Linked DNA regions of Mus musculus: region 1 is linked to region 2. Evidence: chromatin loops called from intact Hi-C (ENCODE). Cell type or tissue: left cerebral cortex. All regions are shown on one strand. Each heading gives the region's core, and the rest is flanking DNA. Links, peaks and the distances in the headings are about the cores only.

Evidence for each region. A loop is a pair of places that touch in the nucleus more often than their neighbours do. Peaks named below come from ENCODE experiments on the same cell type or tissue, not always from the same donor. Only the 100,000 strongest peaks of a DNase experiment are listed, where the experiment ranks them.
Region 1: a loop joins it to region 2, with 4 times the contacts of the local background. A loop is called at or near these places in 2 of 42 quality-filtered maps.

Annotation. Positions count from the first base shown.
Region 1 is chr15:67,893,982-67,905,259 of GRCm38, forward strand. No RefSeq gene overlaps it. Among named protein-coding and RNA genes, the nearest start is that of Zfat, 360 kb to the right of the region's middle. In left cerebral cortex, for the core only: no CTCF peak of the experiment used is centred there; DNase peaks (open chromatin) are centred at 5,313, 5,870, 6,162, 7,316 and 1 more place; H3K27ac peaks cover 1,243 bases.
Region 2 is chr15:67,977,728-67,989,005 of GRCm38, forward strand. No RefSeq gene overlaps it. Among named protein-coding and RNA genes, the nearest start is that of Zfat, 280 kb to the right of the region's middle. In left cerebral cortex, for the core only: a CTCF peak has its summit at 5,726 (motif pointing left); a DNase peak (open chromatin) is centred at 4,335; H3K27ac peaks cover 260 bases.

The DNA of each region.
Region 1 (11,278 bases), core at 2,041-10,040, 84 kb before region 2:
CTCAATGTACTTCTTTTTATTATCCTCTTATTGTTTTTATTTATTCTTCTGCCACATATTACATCCTGATTGTCATTTCCTCTTCCTCCTCTCCTCCCAGTGTCCTCCCAGACCCCTCCCCATCCACTTCTCCTCTGTTTTCCTTCAGAAAAGAGCAGGCATCTCAGGGATATCAACCAAATATTGCATAGCGAGTTTTAATAATAGACACCTCCCCTCATATTAAAGCTGGAAGATGCAACCCAATAGGAGGAAAAGGGTCCCAAAAAGCAGGCAAAAGAGTCAGAGACAGTCCTGTACTTCCATCATTAGGAGCCCCACAAGAACATCAAGTTATACAACCATAACATCCGTAGGACCTAGGTCAGACCCCTGCAGGCTCCTTGACTTTCAGTCCAGTCTCTTAAGCCCCTGTGAGTTCGGATTAGCTAATTCTGTGGGTTTTCTTGTGGTGTCCTCAACCCCACTGGCTCCTACAATCATTCCTCCCCCTCTTCGGCAAGATTCCCCAAGTTCTACCTAACCTTTGGCTGTGAATCTCAGCATCTGGCTCCATCGGCCGCTGGATGAAGCCTTCCTGAATGAAACTATGCTAGGCTCCTGTCTGCAAGTATAACAGAATATCTCAGTATACTTTTCTCAGATTATTTATTAGGAGAAAATAAACATCGTTAAAAATGAAATGATCTGGTAGACAGCACCTTAGCATAGCCATTGTCACCAATCATGGTACTGTGCCCCTCCTGATATGATGTGCTAAGAGTTCTTTCCAATCTAGACAAGAGAAAACATTGACACCAATTATAATGGAGGAACCTTTCAGACAACCTCAGTCTAGACTCTTCAAAGGATCCCAAGAAGCTGTAGTCGTTACTCATCCCATTTGCTCTCAGCACTTAACCTACCAGCACTAAAAGCTACCAGGAACACTGGGAAGCGAATGCCCTGGACCAGTCTCCATTCAACAATGAAGCACTCGATTTCTTAGCAAAAGATAAAAGTAACTCTGGAGCATTTTCTACTTTGTCTCCTAGAGTTCCTAGAATTTGCATTGTTGTTGTTGTCACTTGAATCTTGCTGTATCGGCTAATTGCTTGGTAACATGCTTATATGTTCTCTTTCTTCCCTTTTCCTGCTCCCTCTGCCCACTCCTAATCATGTTCCCTTGAATCATATTTCAAATATCTATTTGCATTCAGATTCCTGGCTTGATAGCTGCTCTGGAAAAATCTAATCTAACACTGTCATGATGGGCATGCTAAAGAGGACTGAGGAGGCTCAACCATCGTTGCAAGCAAGCTCATGGACTGGGAACAAGATTGAAAGAGCACATTTTCTGTGCCATTATTATAATAATTAGCAAAGAATGGATATAAACTTCAGAGAAGACATTTTATTTTTCCTACAGTTCTAGAATTTTGCAATAATATTGAGTCAACATAAGATTATATCCTTAGTCTTAGGAGCCAAGCATGGAGGTAGTAGAGGTAAAGGGTAAGTTTATTCAGAAATAATTTACTAAAAAACAGAAGAAGATGGAGATTTGTGTGTGTGTGTGTGGGTGTGTGTGTGTGTGTGTGTGTGTGTGTGTGTGTGTGTGTGTGGGTGTGTGTGTGTGTATTTTGACTGTATGTGTGTCTGAGCACTACTTGGATACTGGGTACACACAAATGCCAGAAGAGGGCATTGGAGTCCCTGAAACTGAAGTTATAGACATATGCCAACATGTGGGTGCTAGAAATTGAATCTTGGTCCTCCAGAAGAGCAGCCAGTGCTGTTAACCATTGAAGGCAGCAAACATACAATATCAGAAGACTTGGAACATGCTTAAAAGACATCACTTTTCAAATTTTAGATAATGGAAAATGTAAAGTTTATAGTGACTTATTAAAGGAAATTAGAAAGCAACTAAGATTTCCTGCTGCTGCCAAGAGATATAAATCCTCTCATATTCCCTCTGTGTCTCTGCCTCTCTCTCTCTCTCTCTCTCAATGTTACTGACCCATGTGTAGGGTAGTTTCTACACTGAAGTGAGCTGTAATGAACTTCACAGCATTCCCACTTTGCTCAGTCTGAGAAGGTGTTTCTATTTTCCCTAGTCCAGAAATGCTAGGCACCTTACCCAAGATTTCACACTTGAAAAGTGGCACAACCGCAATTAAGATGCTGCTCAGCCGGCTTCAAAATATCCAGGTTCAATTGCCAATGTTTCTCTGAGCTTGTACACCAGGGTAGAGGGCACTAGAGATAAGCAGCAGTTAAGAGCACTTATTTCTCTTCCTGCAGACATGGGTTCAATTCCCAGCATCGTATTTCAAATTAAAAATGAGCTGTCACTTCAATTCCAGATCTGTTGCCCTTCTTCTGACCTCAGTGAGCATCAGACATGCATATATAGTCACGCATGTAGACAAAAATCCTCATGCACATAAAATGAAAACATGAGTGCCTACATGTTTGCACATTTGTGCATGTGCATATGCACACACACACACACACACACACACACACAATAACTGTAAAGAGTTCATGAAGTGGAGGGACATGGAAGGAGTTGGGAGATAATATAGGAACAGTGCTCAAGTAAGAAGTTCTCCAAAGAAAATCTTTACTCTTTCCCTCCTCCATCAGGACCACATGATTGTTTTCAATAAAGGGATATGAGGCAAGCCTACAACTGCTCTTTGAAATCCTAACTTTTGACTTTAATGCAGGTAATTGAAGATCACCAAAAGCTTGATAGAACTCAGAGAACTGTTAGCAATTGAACCTGATCATTTTTGTAGATAAAGAACTCAAAGTCTGGAAAAGAAGGAAACACTGGTTGGAGCAGGCAGCTGATCAGTAGAGAAGGCAGGCCTGGAGTTGTTAGACAAGACAGCACTGGGAAGATGGGTTGGCACACCCAGATTCAATTTTTCCTTATTTTTAAAAACCATGTACTTCCTCCTTTGTTGAGCTAGAAATGCTCTGACAAGCTTGGAAATGTTAATAGACCATCTGAGGACTGGTACCAAATGCAGCTGAAAATATAAAACAGGCTTTTGAGTGTACTGACTTCTCCCTCCCTCCAGGGTAGCAGATATGCTTAGGAATAGGATCGTGCAAGGTATTGATAGAGAAAAGACTCATAGGCAGTCCAGACATGCTGAAGGGTGCAATAAACTGATAGTGGAAATCAGGAGGCCAAAAGACCCTGGGAGAGAAATAAATCCCCCCCACCCAACTAGCTTGGAAAAATAGAAACTCATTGAGACCAGAATCTCCTGAGTAGCCTCACCACGGAGGAAAGAAACAGTTATCTGGGTACAGTGCTGTGAATGGGGAGAAGAGTATAAATATCACAGGAAAGAAAATCATGTCCAGACAGAGTAATGCATGCATTCTCTCTCTCTCTCTCTCTCTCTCTCTCTCTCTCTCTCTCTCTCTGTACACTGGTGTGTGTGAGCATATATTATGTGTATGTATATGCATATCTGTGCAGATGCATGGGTGAACATTTGTGTATGTAGGAAAAGATGAGCGTGTTATGTGCATCATAGGCATGATTTTGTGATATGTTTGACTCACATATGTGTATGATATCTAAAAGTGTTTACACATCTGTATACTTGTTTATGTGAACATGTATACTTGTGTAAGTAGACAAATATATGCTTATCATGTATGTGTATCATGTAAATACTATCATGTATGTGTATCATGTAAATACTATGTGAAGGCATATTTACATGTATATGTTTATACTGCATGTATGAATGAATAAATTATGAAAATGTACTGGTATATTTGTATAATTGTATATATAATTATATATACATGTATATGTTCTGTGTTTGTATGAGCATATTTATATATGTGTTTGTATGAGCATATTTATATATGTGTGTATGAGTGCATACATGCACACAGGGGTACAGATATAGAAAAAATAAAAGTTCATGTATGTCAACAGACATACCCTTATCACTAAAACCAAATACATGCAACAATGCATATGCATAAATATACAACATATGCATACACATGGATATTCACACATACTTACACTATACACACACACACACATATTCATATATGCACACATCACACCAAAGTTTCTTTCTTTCTCAGCAATAGGTTCTAAATTAAAGCCTTGTACATTAGAATCTAGCTTTGTCTTTCTACTTGAGCTAAATGAGACAAAATTCATATTTATATTTGAAAGAAATCTTCCACAAATTAATCCTTTAATTGCACAGAGTTTGGCCCAGATTCACACATTCAAGTATCAAGGAAACTCTAAGGCATCACTGCCAGAACCCTCAGGAGAAAATGGTCAATTCCATAGAGTAGGGATACTGGTACACACACACACACACACACACACACACACACACACACACACAAAAGTGTTCAAAACCCATTGACAGCCTTGGTTGTTGGGGTGCAGGTGTTGGAATGAGTGACTGTTCTTGGAGGGATGATAAATTTTTCAAAGCAACCATCAAATTGACAGGTGATTTGGCTCCATCAGATATGCCAGCATGATTGATGTTCATTCATCAATGGAGTCAAGATTTGATCTATCAACCCAGCAGTGTAATCAGAACATTATCCACCCTGAGTCCTACATCCTGATGAGAAACTTAGTAGGGGGCTGTCTACATTACTGTTATTGTTATTATTCTCTCAAGGGGTGCCTGTATCTAATGAATTATAACTAATTTCTCTTGTGGTCTATTGCAATTTGCCACTTTGCTCCTCTTGTCAAAAACCCAATATAATCTTCAGCCAAAATAATACAGCACAACATTATGATAATGATGCCAGCATTTCATCCATCAGCAGGAATGGAATGATTGCTTAACACATTTCAGAAGACTTCCTGGTGCATATGAAAAGTTGCCCTTCTGGAAATCTTTAGATTAAATGTTTAGATTATTCTCCAGGCTTTGGAAAAGCCTCTGGGAACTGAGAAAGCCTTTCTCAAGCCTCACACCCTGAATAGGCCAAGGCAGGGATAATCAGAATCAATTAGAAGAAAGTTTAAACTCTAGGCAACGGTTGCTGAAGATGCCAGTGACTGGCTTCGAACATCCATCTGTCTCAAATTGACTAACTCAGGGAGCTGGCATGCAGAGATAATGAATTCAAGGTCATAGGATCAAGTTCATGTGCATCCAAGCCAACTAGCTTGGGGAGAGTGGTGGGTAAGGCAGAGGCCATGGCAGTTGGATCGCCTCCAGCCTCATTGGCTCTGTGTGCATACAGCACTGGTTGCCAAAAGAGAAAGCTGGCAGGAGTGGGTGGATTGCAACATCATTTGATTTAAAGAGCATTGGTTGAGATGCCAGCTGAAAATAGTATGCCTCTCAACTTAGAGGAGCTAGCAGAGAGAGTGAGGCCTGGGCTCAGTCTTCCAGAAGCTCCCAGACTGATAAATGAAAGGAGCCAGAGCTTTGTGTCCTATAAAGGCTGGGAAAGGGAAGGAACATAACAGGAGTGGGAGCCTGGAGCTTAAAGATTAAGAAAAGCCCATGGAGGTACAAGGACCGCAACATCTTAACAGAGCTTTGGGGAATAATTATTATTACTTCATCAAAAATAAACAGGAAGTATGTGAGGCAGTGAGTATACTCTTAGGATCCTCCTTCAGCAATGACTAGAGGTTTCAGCTCTCCCTCCAAAGTCAGTTTCCTTTATACAAATTCTCTCTTCTCAAGGCTTTTTAACCATTCATCATCATTGTAAACTAGTGATTGTAGTGATTTCATCAGTATCCCCTCCATGCATGGCCATGGTCACCATATGACATCATCCCTGCTTGCAGGCTCCCGTGTTTAGACATCTGGTCCTGTTTCCAGCTGGTGCTGCTCCTTTTTGAGTGTGGGGTCTGGCCAGCAGAAACGGAACCCCAGGGGTTAGCCTTAAAGGGTTATGGCCAGGCCCTGCTTTAGATCCAGATCCCATGCTTTCTGCTTCCCAATCAGCCAAGATGTGAAAGAGGTGCTTTCTCACTTTGCAGCTGCTGCAGATGACGCATGGTCGTCCCTCGGTTACACCATGCCCTCTCTGGTGTGCTGTGGGATCTGAACATGAGATCAAAATCCTTTCTTTCTTAAGTTGCTTCTTTCTAGCCACTAGAAAAGTAACTGAAGCAACCACACCTTATTTATTTAAATCAAGCAGCAGACTGGATCCGTTCCATGCATGACAGTTTGGTGAGTGTTGCTTTACATAATGAATTGAAGAACAAACTGCCTATTGTCAATACAAGGTACATTGATAGGGAATAAGGACCATGATCCAGGACGGGATCAGGGACCAGAAAGAGTTGTTTTTAAGACAGTTGCTAAAGTGAGCCACTAGAGCTTAGTCCCAAGAATAAACTGAGGAGTACAGTTAAAATCCAACCTCAGAATCATCCCAACCCTAGGCAGAAGAGGGCTGAGGTCTTAATATGTCCTCTCATATTCCCCACAGCTTTAGAGCTGCTCCTAGGAAGAAATAGTGTTTCCTGGAAATTCCAGCCCATGCAAATCTTAGGAAGATTGAGTGTTTCGTTTTCTTTGAGCATGGCAGCACTGGCCCCAGGGGTCAGGAGAGCGATTCAGAAGCAGCAGGAAGATCTTTGGTGCTGGAGAAAGTATACTGTCTGAAGTTGGCTCTGTCCTTTGCATCAAGCCTGCTTTCAGCTCACTCACCCTTCATACTGATTGAATAAAGACATTGAAATATCTTAAGAAAGAGTCTGACTATGGAGAGAGCTGAATCCAAGGCCACATCATCAGAACTCTGCCTCTGATTCTTTAAACCCCAGCCAAGGATTGGCTGTTTTAGGTCAGGGTAACCTAACATCGATGTTTCTGTAACTGAGTGTGTATTCACTTGATGACAACATCTTTTCTAAAAGAATGAAGAGATCCTGAATAGGCCTGTGTAAGCACACAGTAGGTCCTCAGTATGGCTAACCTTCAAACCATTCTCACCTGTGATATAAGTAGAATATACTCACTTTGTAGAAAAGAACAAAACAAAATTCTTGCCTTTTATTATTTTGAGGCTCTTCTTCGGCCCGATTCCACAAGCTAATGTGCTCTTGCCAAATGCAGCTGTGGACTCATCAGGAAGACTTTGCCTCTGCCGACTCTTCTTGCACTCGCTTAGTGGATGGCACAGTGTGCTGCTTGAGTAAAGCCGCAGTGCTGCTGGCTGATGGGAGTTGAAACCACAGAGCTGAAGCCCTGCGTCCAGAAGCAATTTCATTCTCATTGCATGATCTATTCTTCTCACTGGCTGTCCCACCGAGCCTGACTCCGTGGGAGAGAACCGTTCTTGCCCAGCCATCATGATGTTCCAGAACCCTGGGGCTCTTCCAAGCAGCATATTTTCAGGCTCATTTCATTTTCTGTCTTGGATTCAACCATCTGGAAAAGAAGTTGGGAGAATGACGCCCCATCTCTTGTCCCACCGGACTTGGAGAGGACATGCCAGCCAAGTTCATGTCAATCTGTTTGTAGATTGGCAAAGGAAAGAAGACCCCCCAGGGCCCCCTGGTGCTGATTGGGACCATGTGCAGCTGCTGGTGGAGTCAGCTCTTTCTGGTTCCCCACCCTGTATGAATATCACGAGTCAGCTTGGCCAAAGTGAACATACAGAGAGAGGAGAAAACTCCTGTCTGTCACTCTTCTTCCCAACCTCAAAGGCTAGCTGTGGAAGAAATTCACTGTCAGGGAATCAACAAGCAGATCTGGGCCTAGGTCAGGAGAGAGTAGTGACATTGCAGAAGTGACCATTGGATAAGATATTCAGCATAGAGGCAGCCCCATGGAGCACAGGACAGATTCCTGCATTGTCTCCTGGCTCTGCCTCTTTCTAGGTCTGTAAACTATGGTGCTTATAACATCCTGTGTCCTCAGCATCCTCATGTGTGTGAAGAAGAACATGCTCTTACTGTTACAGCAAGAATCTCAGCAAAAATTCAAAACAAGGATGACAGACACTAGCCAGCTTTGTAACTGTCATTCACACTGATGGGTTTAGACAAGCTGACTTCAATCAAAAAAGGCACACTCGGAAGTCTTTGGTTGAAATCCTGGCTCTATTTCCAGTTTTCCAAAGTTTGACCCTGACTACTATAATTAAAAGACTTCACCATTCTTAGCCTTAGATTTCCATATTGAAAAACTAAGAAATAAATCCCTCTTGTAGAGGGCTGTGGTGGAATTTAAGTGGTCATGATTAGAATTACTTGAGAAAATAAATTTTTATTTATCCCTGACTCAAAAGTCAATGGATAAAACAAAATATAAAACAAATGATCAAAAGATGTTTCTTGAGTGCGTGAATGAATGAATAAGCCATTTAAAGCATGCATTACCAGACATAATCACACACACACACACACACACACACACATAATCACATTAAGCTAGGCTGCATTCTGAGCACGTCTCTGGTACTGTCACAATCAATCCTTTCAACTGAGAGATAGTTCTAGTGTGTGTGGCTATGATCTTTTAAGGACACTGCAAGTCTTAAAGAGATTAAGTAATACATCCCAAGTCACAAAGGTCACCCACAGAAAAGGTGATTCTAAACCACATCTCTGGACTTTAAGGACAATGGGCTCTTAGACTGACAAATCCAAACACAGGTCTCTGCACTTTTGCAGGTAGAGAGCAAAGCTTGGCTCTCATACCTGGTAACTGGCTGATGCCTACAAAGCATTTGCAAGCATTTCATATTCACCGACCCTGTGTCATCCCGATTTTACCAATGAGAAAATTGAGGGTTGATTAAATACCCCATTTCAATGCGAAGACTAAGTAACAAAGTCAGAATTTCAACTTAGGAAGACTGGCAACTGATCCTATGTTTCAAAAACACTCAAAGACCTGAATGCAGAGACACAGACACATGGCATCGTGTAGCAGGTATTCTTCCCCCTCACAGAATTCCTTTTTCAGACACCTTTGCATCAAAGGGAGCGGAGATTGCCATTCCATCCATCTGACTCTATGAATGGAGCCCTGGAACAAGGATTTGCAGAAGTCTACGATGGGTTCTAGACTCCTCTAGAAGGCAATCTGAAGTCTGGTGCTGCCTTGAGTGTCTTCCAGACTCACAGGAGAATGAGAAAACCCAAGTGACAGGCCCACAGAAGCTTTTGACCTTTTAACAGCCTGTGGCACATCTACAGTTCCTCTTGGCAAGACAGTTCCTCTTGGGCAAGTTCCTCCACCCACAAAGGCTCTAGACACAGCTGAATTGAATGGGGGAGGTATCGCCTTAGAGAAAAGGAAGTCTTAGCAATAAGAAGGAAAGCAAATGGCCTAGAATACAAAGAATCAGAACACAAGCTCCATTCATGCCATGCCTCTTCATGTAAGCACTCACCCTTTGATACCACCATCACCTAATACCTACTCTACCACCTCCATCCTAGCATCTACCTAACTTCAACACTCTGCACTCATCTCAGAACTTAAAACTGGCTCCTATATCTTACTAAGACCACTGGTCAGGATGTGGTCAGCCATACATACCTTGTCACTTACTCCCATATATATAGCTGCCTCCAGGAATCCTATCGATTACTTCTACATATGCAACCTCATCCTCCATGTTTTACTTCCCAAACTTCCATATTTCTTCATGCTTCCATCTAAGCATCTTTCTCCTCCAACCTACACACACACACACACACACACACACACACACACAGAGAGAGAGAGAGAGAGAGAGAGAGAGAGAGAGAGAGAGAGAGGGAGAGAGAGAGGGAGAGAGAGAGATACAAGTATGCATGCACATGCACACACATACACACGCTCCTGCCTCTCCAGTTCCTGTCCCTTCTCTGGCTACAGTCTTATTAATATCCATGATGCAACTAGAATCTGAGCCTCTTAAAGCTACAACTAAGATCTCTTTGAACCTGAATCTTTTGCCTCCCACGAGTACGTGCACATATGACACAGTGGATAAATGGTCACAATTTACTCCATTGTTGGAATCAAATGAGATGACAGATACTTTTGGTAACCAGAAAACAATCATGCAGGCTTACATGTACCACTTGATTATGCCTAAAATGAAAAGGTGAACTTTGCCCAAAGCCTATTTGAAAGAAATCCCTTGTACAGAAAATGTCACAGGATTTTAAAATGGTATTTATCACCACTTACAAGCAGCTATTTTTCTTTGTAAAGGAGCCACTATTTAGCTTTAGTTTATCTGTTCTTATAGATGTCAACTTGCTTTTATTTATATTTTACCTTATTTCAAAAATGCTTTAAAACCATTTCAAAGGATTTAACTATTTGTATGTGTTCTAGCATCTTCCAGCTTCTCCAAAAAGATAAGATACCATATCACCTGAATTTTGGAGTATTTAAGAGTCCTTTCTTCCCTCCCACTGTGGTCTATAATATGGAGAGATATCCCTGTGAGAAGTGGAGGCTGGTTTTTGTCTATACTTGGCTCAGTCTTTAAAGACACTTAAAAATAATAAAATCCTAAGACATAAGGGGTCTTCAGGATTTCTTTTCCCTATTTCCAATGTGACAACTTCGCATCAAACCCCTCTTTCTGATTTACATTTTATTTTTGGCTTATTGAGGACCGGTAGCCTTACATAAATTCAGATACAAGTTATAAACGTGTTCAATAACAACATGCTAATCACAAATGGAATCAATCAGGCATATTTAAGGGTGTCTTCCAGCCACAGTGAACTGATCCTAGGTGGGGAGGAAGGCAGGAAGTTCCCAGCAACTGCTGGAGCCATTTACTCCAGGGACATCTTTCTCTTCCCACTTCAACAACATTAGCTGCTTTTGACCTTTATCAGTGAAGCAGAAAAACCAGTTTGGACTTTGTGTTGGGATTTTCTAGAAATTCTGACCCTGAGGAAGTTTCTGCCTAGCAGCTTAGCTCACCTGTTTCCCTTTTGACTCCTTTGAGCAACTTGGGACTCTTCTGAACCCTTGGCACAGTTGCCATTTTGTGACCACCTTTCTCTTTCCAAGTTTTTCCATTATACATTATTGGAGTATTATCAAAAATAGAAAAACAAAATGGCCATGGTGGCAGTTTGGAGAGCTGAAAAAGGGATTGGCAACATGACTATAACTCACTCATGGACTGCAGAAATAGGGAGGTAGGCTCTGCTATTCCTAAAATTAGAGGCTTCAGGGAGCCATGGTTAGAGGTCTCCTTTGTCTCAGTTTGTCTTTTCCCTGCTGTGACATATGTAGACAGCGTCCTTCTAGCCCTAGGAGAATATGTGATTTAA
Region 2 (11,278 bases), core at 1,822-9,821:
CCAGAACTCTGAGCTGCACTGGATCTGAGCATAACTCACATCTGCACAGCTGTCCCATTAATGTCTTCCCAAGTTATTCTCTGGATCATTACAAGATACTAGCAACAGTAACGACGTATATACATACATGCACTGCTGGGATGGGAGATGGCTCCATAGTTAAGAATACTTGCTGTGCAATTATGAGTTCATGTTCCAGCACCCACGGAACAAGCCTGCATCCTACATAATAACCCTATATCTTCAGTTTGGATGGATCTGATGCTCTCTTCTTACCACACACTCACCAGCATGCACACCTGAGCATACACTCAGACAGACACACATAACAAATAAATAAAACTTTTTAGGAAGTGCAATGCTGATAAGAATATGCACCAAAATGTAGGTTCTCTGATTTGAGTATCCTTACACAAAATACTTGAGAATTTGAGGTTTCAGACATTTTCAAAATTTGGAAAATTTGAATATGCCTAATGGCATATGTTGGGAATAGAATCCAAGTGATCCAAGTTGTTTCACATGTACATTGTACACATCACATGAAGTAAATTGGCATAATCTTAGCTACACGGTTTTCTGTTTTACTGTTAGCATCTCTATCTTAATTTAAAATCACAATAAGATGAAGGATTATTACCAAGACAAACAGAGAATCCCATCCTGAAGCTTTGTTTGTTTGTTTGTTTGTTTGTTTGTTTGTTTTTTCTACACGAGACTTCAAATTAAACATTTGAGGATGTTAACCTTTACTCCCAAGGAGAGATGTTTAATGTTGAATGACACCTACCAGTTAGGGAACATTTGCAGAGAAATAGGTACTCCAAGTGTGATTTAGAGCATGCGGACATTCAAGGATGGGGTGGCCAGCCTAGAAGGCAATTGCTCTGGGTAACATGGCCAATGGGTTTCTCAAAAATTTCTCAGCCTTGATGAGAAAAAGTCAAGAAGGTCTATGAAGTCTGCAGGAGATGATTACAGTTTGCAATCAAATTATGCAGGGAGAGAGAGAGAGAGAGAGAGAGAGAGAGAGAGAGAGAGAGAGAGTTAGCATGGCATCTGGTGAAGAAAAATATCTACACAGATATTTATTCTACCTTGACACAAGACATCTGGTGGAAACTTCCCAAACATCTGTCTAAGGCTGTGTTTACTGGAGTGGGGTTGAGGTGAGGGTAGTGTGTGTGTGTGTGTGTGTGTGTGTGTGTGTGTGTGTGTGTATGTGTGTTTGAGAGAGGAAGAGGAACACACAGAGAGAGAGAACATATGGAATGGAATAAATCAAAGGAACAAGAGAAGAGGAACAACTGAGGCAGGAGGGAGTAAATACTCCAATATTTCAAATCACATAGATATGTTCAAAGCTCAGTTCTTGTACTCCCTATTGCATTTTCTAGAAATGATCTTCAGCATCATAAATGCAGGCTCATTCTGTGTAAAATGGGAATAGTAACCATAGTGCTACTGGCAGGATAGGAAGAGCTAACACATTCTAGCTGATACTAAATTATTAATAAATTGTGCCATTATTGGGACTATTGTTATTCTCACTAGACTGTTGAAGGATAATGAAACAAAAACCAGATGGACTGAATTCCCCCTCTTTAATGCAAACATTTCCAATAAAAGCAGCTGTGATTATAACCTATCAGTAGAGTAAGTGTGCATCACACACAAAGATCAATTTGTGTGTTGAAGCATACTCTTCACAAAGCATGAGGTCTTTGCTGTGGGCCATGTGGTCCACAGCACCTGGGGGCTCATTGAAAATGCGCAGTCATGGCTTCCAACTCAGAAGCTCAAAATCAGAGTCTACATTTTAACAAGATCCTCTCATGATTCCTAAGTGCAGTACACCATGAGGAACACTGAACTGGAACATAAGGGCTGTGTCCACCAGCACCCCCGACCAGTGTCTAATAAGTGACAGAGGAGGGTCCTTTTTGCTAGCAGCTGGTCCATCAAGCCACAGATGACCAATTTATGCCCTACAAAATAAACAGCTGAGCTGACCAGCAATGCTCAATGCATTCATCCCTAAATGGGAAGCAGATGGTGTTTGTGAAGGGCCGTCCAAATGATTTTCAATGAGAACTGTCCCTTGCACCATGAAGTTTATGAGCAGTTAGGGGCAACAGAGGAGTAGACCATGAAGTCACATTTCTGGATGAGTAACAGGTGGGATAATATATTCTTCCTGGGACCATCAGAGATACTTTCTTAAGAGGTGACAGAGCAGGAGCTCCACCTGAAGAGAAGAAACACTAAGGCACTGGAGAGAAAGAATCCATGAGGTGTAGCCAGAGACGGGTGTGAGATCTGTTCCAGTGCAAGACAGGGCACAAGGACAGCTAAATCTGGAAAGAGGTTTGGAACTGGAATGCAGGTGGAGGCAGTGTGACAGCCTCATCATCAAGGCAGAACAAACTGACGCATAAAGGCATGCCATCATAAGCAAGACAGTGTGTGGCACACATGTGCGTGCTATTCATTTTATTCAGCTATAGCCTAAGCAATACGATATAACCTCGCTGTGGCCCAGACAAGGCAATTCCATGTCATCTGAACTTGATTTGTAGTGTTTAGCTTCAGAGACTAGCTCACTTTAAGGGCTTCCTCTCTCTGGTTTGCAATTTCCAGGCTCACTTTAATTCTTTTTCTAAAATATAGAATGGACACCTTATACTCTTAAATGGAGACAGCAGAGAAGGCTGTCTCCATACCAGAATGTACCCATTTTCATGTGGTTGAGCATTGTCCCTGCAAAGTGGCTTTTCATGGTGGCCCTACTTTATCAAGTAAGGTCTTGAGCCTTTATTTACATTGCATGACCATGAAACTAGTTCTCAGCAAAAATGTAGATGCAGAAGAAATATATTCATGCCTAAACGAAGGCTTAGAAGAAGAGGCCATGTTTGTATACCTTCCTCTGCTCACATGTTGGATGCTAAGTGTGGCAAGACCTTAGGAGAAGGCAGCGTCTGCATCCCAAGTTTCTATATCAAGGAAGGCAACCCCCAGAAAATTTGGAGGAACAACTGTGCTTCACTGCCACACAGGCAAAAGATAAGCTCCTGGTATACCAGGGCCATTGCAGGTTTTCAGGTTCCTATGTTATAGCCATGTATTAGCATCACCATGATACAGATACTGAAGGAGTGAATTTTCTGATAAAGGAAGAAAAGGGTAAGACAACACTTGGATTACAGTGTCTTCTTGCATACAGTGTCTTCTTGCATACAGTGTCTTCTTGCATACAGTGTCTTCTTGCATACAGTGTCTTCTTGCATACAGTGTCTTCTTGCATACAGTGTCTTCTTGCATACAGTGTCTTCTTGCATACAGTGTCTTCTTGCATAGGGAACAGCCAATGAGTGTCTTCTGGGTGAGTTACATTTCTGGCTGCTGTAACCACATCCTGACAAGAAGCATCTCAAGGAGAGGTTTATTTAATTCACCATTCTTAGAGTATAGTTTACCATGGTGACAATGGGGAAGTTATATGGTGGCTGGGGCATGACATGACTGGTCATGTGGTACACTGGCTAGTTTTATGTCAACTTGATACAAGCTAGAATCGTCAGAGAGGAAGGACCCTCAATTGAGAAAATGCTCCCATAAAATTGGGCCGTAGGCAAGTCTGTATAGCATTTTCTTGGGTGAGGATGGGTAGGGCCCAACCCATTGTGGGTGGAGCCACTCTTGGGCCTGTGGTCCTGGGGACTGTAAGAAAGCAGGCTGGGCAAGCCATGAGAAGCAAGCCAATAAGCAGCACCTCTCCATGACTGCTGCATCAGCTTCTGCCTTAAGGTTCCTGCCCCATTTCCATTGCTTTCCTGACTTTCTTAAAGGATGAACTGTGAAATGGAAGCAGAATCCAAATAAACCCTTTCTCCCCCCGCCAAGTTGTTTTGGTCACGGTACTTCATAACAGCAAGAGTAGTCCTAAGATGCATGCTATCCAGAGTCAGCATGCAAAGACAGAAACTAGTGCTTTAGCTAGCTCCCTTTCTACTTTTGATGCAGTCCAGGACCCCCACTCATTGGGGTGGTACTTTCCCCCTCAATTACCCTAATCTAGTTACTCTCTCACAGACATGCTTAGAAGCCTGGTTCTATGGTGATTCTATATCCCATCAAGTTGACAAGATTAACACCTACAGAACCACTGTTGACAAGTTGACAAGATTAACACCTACAGAACCACTGTTCACCTCAAACATAAGGAACAGCACAAATTTATTTTCTGTTTCCAAGACTAGCTTGCAGCCACTATCCAACAGAGCAGGGCGGAGCGTTCAGCAGTGGAAGGATGGCATCCTGTCCTCATTTATCCATCCAAGGGAACAAAAGCTGCTGAATGGTTCTCGCTGAGTTTCTATGTATTTATTTTTAAATGCAGAGCTTGTTTTGTGCCAGGAAAGATTTAAGACAGCTTACAAGATGGCTTAATTTAGAAATGAAAATGAAAGGAAAAAAAGTCAAAACAGGGTGGGACTATGAAACTGAGTCAATAATACAGCTAAACATGCAATCACCAATGGCTTACACACTTGCCACAAATTTGGATCTGAGATATCTGGAAACTGAATCAAAATGTGATATGTGCTCTATGCTATAATGTCCATAATTAATGTCTCAATATCCTTATTTGTCATAGTCCAGAAGCTCCACAGAGGACTGAGCCTATGCCTTTCACAGTACTTACTCCTGTGCCCACATGAGCTAGCCCAATTCCCAGTCCACAGCAAGACCACAACAAAATCATGTGCATGAAACGCTGATGCAACCTGAGGTTCAACCATTCTTAACACTGAGACCTAGACACAGCCACTCCCCAGATCCTTGAAATATGATTAAACATGATGGACTAGCAAGCTGTGTCATCATATACCTATGAGGGGTCCAATGGCAGATGGACAATGCCCTATACGTAGGGCTTCACTTCCTGAAACCCCTGTGTCCATGGCAACTGAGTAAATACAACACAGAAGAATTTCTTCATGGATGTACTATCTCATGTTCACAAGCTCCATTCTTAGCCAGAAGGATGTAACCTTGAGAATTGGCATCTATTTGTTGGAAGGGCTGGGATACACAACTCATCACCTACCCTCCATTCAACAGTGTGTTTCTTCAAGTATCTTATTTCCTAACAATGTGGTGGCTTTGGCCTTGATCTTGGACTTACTCAGACCATTATAAAGAAGCCATTTTCTCCCACTAGAACCTGTATTTCCCAAGGGGATAATTGAAAGGCATTACCAATCCTGTTAGTGAGGGGCTCCCCAGTGAAACTGTAATTAGTTGGACCAAAGTACAAAATAACTGACTTTTATTAACAAATGAGACCTTTCCTTTGTGCTTGCTGAAGCTTTATGGCTGGCCTGTTTCCATGTTGTTGTTGTTTGGTTTGGTTTGGTTTGGTTTGTTGCTGTGGCTTTTGACACTGTGACTGGAGTAGCAAAGTCAGCAGTGTTTCCTTAGAAGGAACAGAAGATGGCCTGTTTAAGTGGCAGAGCGTAAAGGGCCAATAGAAACATCAGAGATCAGGCCTAAGGCTGGAGCAAACTAAAGATCAGGAGAGGAGATTCACAAATCCTGCCTGCCCCATATATGGAGACAGCAGGTGGTCCTCAAGTGGGTAGACAAGGCTTATGGTCAACAGAAGGCAAGTTAACCCTCAGGCTCTATCTGCACTGACCCAGTCAGTGTGACAGCGCCCCCTAGAGTTTTGCTGTTTATCTGTCAAGCAGGACACTGAGAGGGCTCACCCATATGAAACAGCATTTAAAAAGAGTTCCAGGTGACCTCTGCCTTATATAAGGACTTTCAAAGCATTATTTTCTCTTTCTCATACTATTCTATATGGGCACTGCTGTGCCCATTGCCCAAAAGGGAAAGTGAGACTTGGAAAGGTGAAAAGAGTTATTAAAGTAAATAATGAAACCAGAACTCCAGACAGATCTGAATTCACACTCCCGGCTCTTAATTGCTCTAATGTATTTCCTTCCTATAAAGGATGGGAGTAAATACTGTCCAGATGTTGTGTAGAACAATTTTTGAGTTTTGCCCTATCAGCTGAAGACGCATCCTTAAGTTTTCCTTGCTGAGACTGATACCTTGTTCGAGAAGACATTTATGTTAGAATGCCAAGGCAGTAAGAATGCTCGCCAGGGCACAGAGGCACCGGCACAGCAGATCTGGCCTTACAATTGCTCACTGCACGTGGGCACCTCTAACAGAGATCATGGCAGTGCGAGGGCATGTATCAAGTTCGGCCAGTTAAATTCTCCCTCCTGAGGCAAGCAGTTGCCTTCTGTTCTCCACAGAGAGAGCTGTCGGGGGCACATTCAAAGGCAGAGCACAGCTGGGGACACTTTGAAGGCAGCAAATCTGAGCTGAGGCCAGCACGAGTTGTGATGGATCTTTCAGAGCTGGAACTGTCACTGGGAAAGGATCCCTGCCTGGTGGCAATGGGCTCCAACATCCATGAGGCACACCTGTCTGCGATATACAGAGGGAATGGGAATAAGACACAGCAAATGACATGTTCACAGCAAGATGTTCGGGCATCCCAGTGCCTTTCTGCTCTCAGAGAAATCAGTCAGGAAGAGAAGCCCAGCATGCCTCAGCTTCCCCTTCATCTGTCTTACTCTGGATCAGCTTGCTCCTAAATGATAGCTTCATCCTTTTGGTTTTTCAGACAGGGTTTTAAACTTGTGGCCCTTGCTATCCTGAAACTCCCTGCATAGGCCAGACTTGGCCTTGAAATTATAGCGATCCTTCTGCCTCAACCTCTGGGAGTGTTGAAATTCCAGGAGTGATCCACCACACCAGATTCCATCCGTTTAACTTTTTGTCTTCTAAGTATAGATTTAATTGTTCCCCCTCTGTTCTTCCTTTTTTTAACTTCTTTGCATTCTCCCCTTCCCCATTATTCCGCCTCTTCTCTTGCTTTTCCTGCCTTCCCCTCTTTTCTCCCCTCTCTGCTTTCTCTTCCCATATACCCTTCTCTCCCCCTCCCCTCCTCCTTCCTCTCACCTTTCCTCTCCCCATCCCCATTTCATGTCCTTCACCCTCTCCCCATTCTTCTTGCTCATGTCATTCTCATATCTCTCCCTATATGTACAGACAGATCTAAGTCTGAAGGAATATCTCTTCATTTCTGGGCTCTGCACACATAAACCCAGAGACGAAGTCCAGCCAATCACCCAATTCCATATCTCCAACCCCAGTTCCTCCACGGGTCATCCTCTGAATGCCTGAAACACAGACATTCTTCTAGGTCTTGAAACATACCCAGCCTCATTCCAAGATGATATTCTCCCTAGTGCCTGTGCCAAAACAAGAACTAACAATAGGTGGTAGGTCCACCCATGGCTCAAAGCTGAGATTTGTCTCCATTCTGGAGTCTACGCTCAACTCATTGGCCCCAAAACTCATATTTTTGGCTAAGGCCAGACAGAAAATTATGCAGAAAGAAAAGACAAGGCTTCCTTTACCTAAAGCTGTTCAGTCAACATAAGATATGATTTTAAAATGTCACAGAGCCTATTTTAAAGTTTCTTCTGCGTTATATTTATTTGCTTACAATTTTGAATTTTTACCCAGATAGCTTCTAGGGTGAAATAACAAATATTTCTCATATTTCACTGTATGCCTTCTAAGGTATGTCTTTGGTTTTTTTGTTACCTTTTAAATAGCACATCGAGAGGATTCTAATCCTTTCTGGGTCTTCTCCATCTTGTATTTTGAAGCATTTTCCCATAGTCTAATTAGCAATGGAAATCGTTGAAACAGATCTTGAAGTCTGAAACGAGGGTATTTGAGATTTAGGAAAATCACCAATTGTAGTTCCCAGCTCATTTGTAGGCTTCTTACATAGCAAATTCAGGGATGGGCTACATCAATGCATTTCTTTCTACTGAGAGGGAAGTATAAAGAGCAGAGGGTAGTTTTGTAATGAGGTTAGAATAAAAGGCATATGAGTAAGTATTGATAATTAAACTGCTGGTGAGACAATATGGGACACGCCGAGAAATAGAGACAAGAGGATTAAGAGTTAAGACCAGCCTCAAGGACAAAGTAGTCAGAGGCCAGCCCAAGCTGCGTGAGACTCTATATTAGATAACAGAGGGCTGGAGAGATGGCTCAGTGGTTAAGAGCACTTCCTGGTCTTCCAGAGAAAACTTTTTTTTTCAGAAGTAGGAAGCATTCAGGTAATTTTCAGGCCAAAGGCATATCAAAATATATAAAAAAAATGATATATGAAACCTAAGCAAATAAATCAATACTATGTGAAAGTCCCGTAAATCAAGTATAAGGTAGATGTGTTCCAGGAATTCAGCTTTTGAAAACCAATTAATGTAATTCCCTATAATAATAAAAAAGACAAAATGAATTACTGGCATCCCAGTGCATATAGAAAAAATACTCATAACATTTCATATCAGCACAAGTCTTCAACATTACATGAATCAGGTGGGAATAAACTTCCTTAATCTTAATGGTGTGGTATTTTAAAGTCCAAAAATATTTAATGGGAAAACATTGAAATTGATTTCTCTTAGATTGACAATATGGCAAGGAATCTCACCTTAATTACTTCCGTTCAACACTGTCAAGCTCCAAGCCAATCTAATCTAGCAAGGAAAAATAAGAATTAAAACAATAAATATAAACATATAGTTATTGCTCCATTACAATGTTGAATACTCAGAAAGTCTAAAACATCGAGTAATTAACTATTAGAACTCATAGACCTGGGGAAGGAGACAGACACAAGGACTCTATACTAAAGTCCAATGCTTTTCTATATATCTTATGTTAGAATAGAAATGAAATAAAAAATACTCTTTCCAAAGGCATTAAAACATCAAGTATTTAGAAACGCATTTTTATATATGCAAAACCTCCATAGAGTCTTTACAAACCATGACCAAAGATATCTAAATTTAAATAAATAATAGAGCAAAGCATATTTATAAATTAGAATACTCTCCATTTTAAGATGCAAATCATTCTCAATTTCATCTTTTGCTTCATTGAAATATTACCCAGTCACCCATTAACAGTCATCTGCAGACATAGCCAAGTAAGGTCTTCCTAAAGCAATTTCTGTATCAAGCAACCAAAACACTGGGTATGTTGGGGTGGAGGGGATCCCTCAAATATTTAAAGACCATTCAAATTAAATTCATGGAGAATGAAAGGCTAAGGAGCATTTATTCAAACACAATGTGCCTCAGTATAAGGGTTTTGTACCATAATTTTGTACCTCATCCTCTGTGCAGCTCTGTAGTCATGTTTAAAATCAATCATGTAGAACCATGTACTGGCTGGTTTTGTGTGTCAACTTGGCACAAGCTGGAATTATCACAGAGAAGGGGGCCTCCCTTGAGGAAATGCCTCCATGAGATCCAGCTGTAAAGCATTTTCTCAACTAGTGATCAAGGGTAGGAGGGCCCATTGTGAGTGCTGCCATCCCTGGGCTGGTAGTCCTGGGTTCTATAAGAGAGCAAGCTAGGGGAAGCAAGCCAGTAAGTAACATCCTTCCATAGCCTCTGCATCAGCTCCTGCTTCCTGACCTGCTTGAGTTCCAGTCCTGATTTCCTTTGGTGATGAACAGCAACATGAAAGTGTAAGCTGAATAAATCCTTTTCTCTCCAACTTGCTTCTTGGTTATGATGTTTGTGCAGGAGTAGAAACTCTCACTAAGACAAACCATGAAAAGGTTACAGCCCCTCAGCCAGAGCAGATGACAGGGCTATTCTTCCTAAAGGCTCCATTCACAGGTGTTCCTTGTTATTGGACATGCTTGGCAGGTCCCTGTATATCCTGACTCACAAGATTTGTCTTTACTTGAGCTAATGCAAATCCCTCAGTTTGAACAGACCTTTTACCTCACTGAAATTGCCGAAAGCAGTCAGGGGAGCCCGTGAGTAGTGGACTGGGACTCTGCAGTTTGAACAAGAAGGAAAAAGAGAATGGAGAAATGGGAAAGGAGGCTGAGAAGTCTGAGGACGAGCATGAACATATCAAGATAAGCATAACTGATATTCCCGAAAGAGAGGCAAAAGAGAGGGGCAAAAGAACCTTGAAACAATGATAGGCATGCCTAAAACCCGACGAAAAACCTTTAGCATCACATTTGAGAAGTTTGACTAATTCTAAACAAGGTAAATTCAAAGAGAGCCACATCCACACACATCCAGTAAGTAACATCCTTCCATAGCCCCTGCATCAGCTCCTGCAGCCAAGATGACAGGAGACAAAGTCTTGAAAACAGAAAAAAGAAATCTGCTCATTAACACAACGCCCAGAATCACGGACACAATTTCGAAAAAGAACAAAGTTGGACAACTCTCATCTCTGTCAGAACTTACTGTAAAGCTAGTTATGTCAATGGTGTGAGACTGGGGGTGGGTGGGAGAGACTGACAAGTCTGGAAATAAATCTTCATATTTACAGTCAACTGGTTTTGGAAAAAAAAAAACTGCCATTTACAGTCACTGAGTAATAGGTAATCCGGGATAATTAGATATCTTATGGATAAAAATGAGCTTAGACTTTTCACACTCATATCCAAATATGACTCAAAATGATTCAGAAGCTTGAATGAGATCAACTTCTAAAAGCAGCATAGGACAGTTCTACAGAGATAGCTCAGTGGTTAAAATACTTGTTGCTTAAGCATGAGTACCTGAGTTCAGATTCCTAGCACCCAGGTAAAAACCCAGGTGTGACAGTGCATGCCCATTATCCCTAAACTGTGAGGTATAGACACACGTGTGTGTGTGTGTGTGTGTGTGTGTGTGTATGTATGTATGTGTGTGTGTGTGTGTATACATATACATATACATATACATATACATATACGCATACGCATACGCATACGCATACGCATACGCATACGCATACGCATACGCATACGCATACGCATACGCATACGCATATATACATATATACATATACATATACATATACATATATATATATATATATATATATATATATATATATATAGCTTTGAGACAAGTTCTCACTATGTCGCCTTGGCTATCCTGAAACTCACTATACAGACAAGACTGGTCTAGGACTCAAAGAGATCTCCCTGCATCTGTCTCCCAAGTGCTGGGACTAAAAATAAATATGCCTACCTGACAAATATTTTAATTTCAAATGACTGTTGTAAGTAAATAAGCATATAAAACAATTGACTGGTAGAAAATATTTGCAAAATTCATACTCAAGAAAGGACTCATACCCATAATTT